Regions from separate parts of the Homo sapiens genome. Here region 2 is linked to region 1. Evidence: chromatin contacts called from ENCODE Hi-C or POLR2A ChIA-PET data. All regions are on one chromosome and are shown on one strand. Each heading gives the region's core, a stretch centred on a gene start or an enhancer-like site at or near the end of the contact. The rest is flanking DNA. Distances are from core to core; before and after follow the strand shown. Region 1 holds the start of TRADD (TNFRSF1A associated via death domain). Region 2 holds the start of PSMB10 (proteasome 20S subunit beta 10).

Evidence for each region. Hi-C counts contacts between places; a loop is a spot of excess contacts on that map. ChIA-PET counts read pairs that join two places held with the same protein, here RNA polymerase II (POLR2A). Pooled maps may share reads with other maps.
Region 2: a loop to region 1 is called in a pooled map, with 6 times the contacts of the local background. The contact joins the promoter of PSMB10 here to the promoter of TRADD in region 1. A Hi-C loop is called at or near these places in 2 of 50 pooled maps. POLR2A ChIA-PET finds 5 or more read pairs at or near these places in 2 of 52 experiments (A673 and Panc1).

What each region holds. Positions count from the first base shown.
Region 1 is chr16:67,157,779-67,161,168 of GRCh38, reverse strand. It overlaps TRADD (TNFRSF1A associated via death domain), which reads left to right and starts at 1,260. Exons shown (of 5, transcript NM_003789.4): 1 at 1,260-1,331. It overlaps FBXL8 (F-box and leucine rich repeat protein 8), which reads right to left and starts at 1,212. Exons shown (of 3, transcript NM_018378.3): 1 at 1,113-1,212. RefSeq lists silencers at 1-71, 1,092-1,231 and an enhancer at 1,832-2,091.
Region 2 is chr16:67,934,820-67,938,130 of GRCh38, reverse strand. It overlaps PSMB10 (proteasome 20S subunit beta 10), which reads left to right and starts at 1,281. Exons shown (of 8, transcript NM_002801.4): 1 at 1,281-1,437; 2 at 1,646-1,733; 3 at 1,819-1,916; 4 at 2,028-2,168; 5 at 2,434-2,549; 6 at 2,653-2,711; 7 at 3,183-3,311. The coding sequence starts at 1,382. RefSeq lists enhancers at 1,102-1,351, 1,602-1,881, 2,172-2,361, 2,512-2,711.

The DNA.
Region 1 (3,390 bases), core at 11-2,510:
GCGCCCGGCCTGAGAAACCCCATCTTAACCCCGCCGGTTAGTAGAAAGTGACTACAGGGTTAATAAGGCGGGAGCGTTAATGTAGGCTTTTCTTTGTCAGGGACCATGAGCCAATCAGGAAGCGAGGCGTGGGCGGGGCAAAGCTGGATCCACCCCTGGAGGGGAGGCTCCTTCCCCGCCTCCGCCTCGCCGGGGAGATGTCCCGGGTGCTTCCTAAGACAGCCCCACTGGATGAAAAAAAACTTGGGTCTCTGGGACCTGACGGTTCTGGGGCCTGAGGGGCTCAAGATTTAAGTTCCGACCCCTGAGCAGCCCTGGCTCCCGCTGAGCAATTTGGGTTCGGCTGGAACTCCGCAGACCCACCCTGGAGCGCAGCCTTTAGAGGGGGATGGGTTACTGGAAAGTGTGCGTCCTCTTTGAAGTTGCCAATCCTGTTTGTTTTTGTTTTGTTTTGTTTTGAGACGGAATCTAGCTGTGTCGCCCAGGCTGGAGTGCAGTGGCGAGATCTCGGCTCACTGCAAACTCCGCCTCGCGGGTTCAAGCGATTCTTCTGCCTCAGCCTCCCGAGTAGCTGGGACTCCAGGCGCGCGCCACCTCGCCGGGCTAATTTTTGTATTTTTAGTAGAGACGGGGTTTCACCATATTGGCCAGGCTGGTCTCAAACTCCTGACCTCAGGTGATCCACCTGCCTCGGCCTTCCAAAGTGCTGGGATTACAGGCGTGAGCCACCGCGCCCGGCCGCCAATCTTGTTTTAAGGTTCTTAAAGGTTTGTGTACACAAGGCTTCACACTACTCGCCAGTTAATGTTCCCATATCTTCCGGGCTAACAGTTTCTCCCGGAATTTGTGCCACGTGTTTCCTGGGGCTTCAGATACGTTCGGCCGGGCTTGTACCTGGGACCCATGGGCACCCCGTTTTGAGTGCCCACTGGTAGCAGCGATCTTGAAGCCGGATCCCCAGGGGTACCAGAAAATTCTGGTCTCCAGGGGGCGCCCCCTTGATTTACCGAAGTCTGGCAGCTGTAGCTCTTACGAGCCCCCCGCCTCGTAAGAATCGCAAACCCCCAAAGTCGGGTCTTCCTGCCGTCTAACCTTGGGCGCTGGTGTCTTACCTGCTCGGCGGACCAGATGGGCTTTGCCCGGGGCAGGGGACTGGCAGCAGAGGACAGCGGACGGGAAGCAGCCACCGGGAGCCCGCGGGGCGGGACGCGCGGGCGGACGGGGCGGCTCGGGCTAGGGCACCGCCCCAGCGCCTCCGCGCACACCCGGAAGCGGCGGAGTAGAGCGGAGCCTGGCGGGCGTGGGAACCCAGGCCCCGCCGAGGCGGCCAGGTTAGTGCAGCAGGTGGGTGGGTGGGCTCCCCGGTGCGGGCGGGAGAGGAGGTGGATCTTGGCTCCGAAGCGTGGGCGCGGCGCAGATGTCACCGGCGGCTGCTCCAGCCAGCTGGTGGCGGCGGTCTACTGAGCTGTTCGAACACCGTGGGAGGCGGGGGACGGTACGGAATTTGGCCCCCGCAGGCTCCTCGTCCCTGCCAGCACTTTCGAGGTGCAGTAGGGCCCTGCAGGAGAGAGGGTGGGGGAGAAGGGGCTGGTTCTGAATACTTTCCTTGAGCGGAGACCCCCTTGCCCACCCCAGCCGATCGCACGTGCGAAACCCCAGCTTGAGGGTGGGCTAGTGGGAGCCTGGGAAGCTCCCCTCAAGCGCTCGGGAGCTGCGTAGCTGAGTAGGGGGTGTGCCCGGCGGGTCGCAAGGAGTCACAGGCTTTCAGTTCTGGGCCACGCCCACAGGCTGTCTCTGTCCACCCAGCCAGAGGTGGGGCTGCCCCCGGGACTGTTAGGTGTTCAGGGGGCACCGTGCGTGGCTCGTCCCTGGAAACAGGCGCAGAAGTTGTTAGGTCGGTACCTAAGCGCCCCACAGTCTCCGGCCACCAAACTTTCTCAGGACCCAGCCTGGAAGCCTCAGCCCCGCCCAAAAAGGGACGACTCCTGGTGGGTGGGGCGCGGGGCTTCCCAAGGAGGGGCTTCCGTGAAAGAACACGTAAGAAGAGCTGCCAGTCGGCGGATGCGAAACTAGGGCCCTGGCCTCTTTACCCTGTTAACTCGACCTCCAGCCTGGTTCACCTTCCCCATCTTCTAGTACTAGTGAGTGTGAGAAAGCATCCCCAGTCTCCAGGTTCCCAGTACTCCCCACCTCCCCCTCGACCCCCACAGACCTGATGGGCAGACAATGGTCCTGTTCGGTCCCCACTTCCACCCCTTGGGGTGGGACCATAACCAAGTCAAGCACTCTCAAGTCAAGGGGCCAGAAAGACATGAAAGAGGGAATGTTTCCAGGGGAAGTTCCCACTCTCTCCTACTCCCCAGGCCACTTTCGAAGGACTCCCCCCTTATCTCACCTCCGTGGCTGGCTCCCTATTATGGACCCACTTGTCACCTGCAGAGTTTCCTGTTTTTTCTTGTTTTGCTTTTAAAGAAAACAAATTTATTTTGCTCTTTTAATACAAAGAAAATATGTCTACTTCACATAAAGCAGAAAATATTGCTAAATACAAAGAAAATAAAAATCACCCACAATCCTTCCCCACCCCCACCTACCTTCCTTCATCCTGCCCAGAGATAAACAAAATGCAAACTTCCTGTTACTATCCAGACTGTGGTTTGGCGTAAGTACACAAGTATTAATGTTTTCTATGAAAAGATTAGAAGGCTGGGTGTGGTGCCTCACACCTGTAACCCAGCACTTTGGGAAGCTGAGGTGGGCAGATCGCTTGAGCCCAGGAGTTTGAGACCAGCCTGGGCAACATGGTGAAACTCCATCTCTACTAAAAATACAAAAACTAGCCAGGCATGGCGGCGTGTGCCTAAAGTCCCAGCTACTTGAAAGGTTGAGGTGAGAGGGTTGCTTGAGCTGGGAAGGTCAAGGCTGCAGTGAGCTGCGATAGTGCCACTGCACTCCAGCCTGGGTGACAGAGCAAGACCCTGTCTCAAAAACAAGACAATTGAAAAAACAAAGGTCGAGAGTAGTGCCTTACTCCTGTAATCGCAGCACTTTGGGAGGCCAGGGCAGGAGGACAGCTTCCTGTTCCTCATGTAAACAGATGGCAGCTGGGCCACCCCATCTGTCCTGCCCCATAGCTAACACTCAACACTCCTCTTAGCCCACCATATATAAACCCTGATGAGAGTACAGGAGTGTGACTGATGGGGCAGGAGGTAGGGCCTTGAGCCCATGATTATAGGAAAAGGGTGGGTAGGAAAAGGGTGAGGTGGGGAGAAAGAGGAGGCAGTTTTCTACTTGCTGTCTCACGGGGTAGTAACTGGGAGACCATTGAGCTGTAGGTCAGTGCAGTGGTTCCTTGGCTGGGAATTTTGCCCCCGCTGGTCCAGAGCT
Region 2 (3,311 bases), core at 32-2,531, 780 kb before region 1:
AAAAAAAAAAAAAAACCGTAAAATAGGCCAGGCACAGTGGTTCATGGTTATAAGCCTAGCACTTTGGAAGGCTGAGGAGGGTGGATCGCCTGAGCTCAGGAGTTCAAGACCAGCCTGGGCAACACGGTGAAACCCCATCTCTACCAAAAAAAAAAAAAAAAAAAAAAATTAGCCAGGCATGGTGGTGTGTGCCTGTGGTCCCAGCTACTCAGGAGGCTGAGGTGGAAGAGTGCTTGTGCCTGGGAGGCAGAGGTTCCAGTGAACCGAGATCACACCATTGTACTCCAGCCTGGGCAACAGAGTAAGACCCCATCTCAAAAAAAAAAAAAAAAAATTAAGATAAACCCTTTGGCAGCTGCGTGCTGCTCTTAGCCTCAAACCCAAGTCTTTTTTTTCCCCCTTTGAGACGGGGTCTATTGCCCAGGCTGGAGTGCAATGGTATGATCCATACTCACTGCAGCCCCGAACTCCTGGGCTTCCAAAGTGCTGGGATTACAGGTGTGAGCCACCAGGCCCAGACTGCTGAAGGGTTTAAACCAGAGAAAGAATGTGACCAGATTTCCAATTTAGAAAGACCCGCTCTCTGCAGGGTAAGGAGTAGCCTGGGGGTCGGGGGGCGGGGGGCAAGAATTGCAAGGTAACCAGGGAGGCCAGTGCAATGTCCAGGTGGGAGAGGATGCTAGCTGAGACTAGAAGTGCTAGGAAAAGGATGTGTGCAGACAAGAGGTCACTGGGGAGGTGAAATAACAAGGCTTGGCCATGAGTGGAACCCAACACCCATGGTGCCCTCTTGAGAGAGGGAAGATGGCACCTGAGATGGAAGATGGAAAGACCAGGGTCCCTGTGACTGAGGACTGAGCCTCTGTTTGAGGTTTTTGCAGAGGAGTAAAGGCAACAAAAGAGGCAAGAGTTGGAAGAAAGGTGACAAGGAACAAAAGTCAGCTATGCCTGATGCTACTGGGTGGCCAGCAACAATGCTGACTTGGCCAAGGCTCTGAGAGCTTTACTATGCTGGGACTGGAGGTCAGAGTTGAGGCTAGGGTAAGAGCAAGGGGCTCAGATGGAGGGGGAGGAGGACCTGAACAAGTCCAGAAGGGAAGAGATTTGTCCCTCTATCCAACAGAGTACCCAGTGAGCAGCACAGAGGGCACAGCAAGGGACATCACCCGGTTCCCCAAATGCTCAGAGCCACAAGTGAAGCCAAAAGTGAAAGACAAGATGCAGAAAACCGCCACGGGCCTTTGAGGAAGGGTAAAGGCGAAAGCGAAAGCAGGAAGTACAGACGTGAAGCCTAGCAGAGGACTTTTTAGCTGCTCACTGGCCCCGCTTGTCTGGCCGACTCATCCGCCCGCGACCCCTAATCCCCTCTGCCTGCCCCAAGATGCTGAAGCCAGCCCTGGAGCCCCGAGGGGGCTTCTCCTTCGAGAACTGCCAAAGGTGAAGCGGGGGCGCGGGGGGCGGTCACTCCTGAGCCGCCTCTGCTTGCTCGTGGCCTTTTTTCCTGGCTGGGGGTGGGGGAGGGTGTGTTGGTCGACTTGGGTTCCAGGCTTACCCCGGAAGATGAGGGAGACGGGGACCAGGTTAGGGGAAGCAACAGGGGTCTTGAAAGCAGAGCCGAAACATGGGCGCCCTCCTCCGTTTCCAGAAATGCATCATTGGAACGCGTCCTCCCGGGGCTCAAGGTCCCTCACGCACGCAAGACCGGGACCACCATCGCGGGCCTGGTGTTCCAAGTGAGCAGCGGGGAGGGACGGGGAGCTGGAGGGGAGCCGAGAGTATCGAGCAGGCACTGAAGCTGCGGTCCCTCCCTCTCCTCAGGACGGGGTCATTCTGGGCGCCGATACGCGAGCCACTAACGATTCGGTCGTGGCGGACAAGAGCTGCGAGAAGATCCACTTCATCGCCCCCAAAATCTAGTGAGACTCCCGAGCCCAGTTCCCGTACGCAAAAAAGAACGGCCCCCTCGTTCCCACTCCGGTCCCCGCACGTCCCAGCCCTGCCCACACCGATCCTCCCTTTTGCCTCAGCTGCTGTGGGGCTGGAGTAGCCGCGGACGCCGAGATGACCACACGGATGGTGGCGTCCAAGATGGAGCTACACGCGTTATCTACGGGCCGCGAGCCCCGCGTGGCCACGGTCACTCGCATCCTGCGCCAGACGCTCTTCAGGTGCGGGGGCAGGGCTAACAGGACCCCGGCAGGGGTAGTTACGGGGTTGGGGCCATTGGAAGGCGGGACAGAAAGAAGGGCGGGACCGCGACGGGCCAGGTGACCGGAAGAGGCCGGCCCAAGAGAACCTGGGCTACAGGAAAAGGCGATGTCAGTCATCGGGCGCCAGCCCACAGGAAGGGGCGGGGATAGCACCTAGGAGCTGGGCATAGAGAGGTGGGGCCTAGGCCCCAGCTTGTGGCCGACCCCGCCCATCCTCGAGCAGGTACCAGGGCCACGTGGGTGCATCGCTGATCGTGGGCGGCGTAGACCTGACTGGACCGCAGCTCTACGGTGTGCATCCCCATGGCTCCTACAGCCGTCTGCCCTTCACAGCCCTGGGTGAGCGCTTCTGTCCCTTCTCCTCGAACTCTGCCCCTGTGACCTTGGCCTCACTCCAAACGGCGTCGCAGCGGTTGACTTCAGATGCTTCTCCTGCCTTCAGGCTCTGGTCAGGACGCGGCCCTGGCGGTGCTAGAAGACCGGTTCCAGCCGAACATGACGGTGAGCGGCCTCTGTCCCCGACTTTGTGGTCGCTGGTGGGATGTGCACCCGGGAGCTGGGGGAGCACAGGACCCTGGCCCAGTGCGGGTGGCTAAGGCTTGTCGGAGGAGGTGACCACTGAAGGGTGAGTGGAGTAAGGGCAGAGAAGTGCGGTCCCGACATAACACCGTCCAATACCAAAGCCTGCACGGCTGGGAGAAGTCGAAGCTCACAGAGGATCTTTAGGAGCCGAGGGCGGAGAGAAGGACCAGTAGGGTCCTACTTATATCAACGTCTGGAGCCTAGATTTTGTTTGGGGTGGGATGGAAGCAGGTGATGTTGCCTCAGAGGTGGCTAAGGCTCAGAGGGAGAAACACAGTGGGGGTTTGGAGGGCAAGACCAGATTGGGTAAGTGGACAGGCAAGTCCCCAGGCTGTAGCCTAAGTTAACAGCAGAGAGAGCCCGTTAGGTCTCACACACCCATCACCGCAGCTGGAGGCTGCTCAGGGGCTGCTGGTGGAAGCCGTCACCGCCGGGATCTTGGGTGACCTGGGCTCCGGGGGCAATGTGGACGCATGTGTGATCACAAAGACTGGCGCCAAGCTGCTGCGGACACTGAGC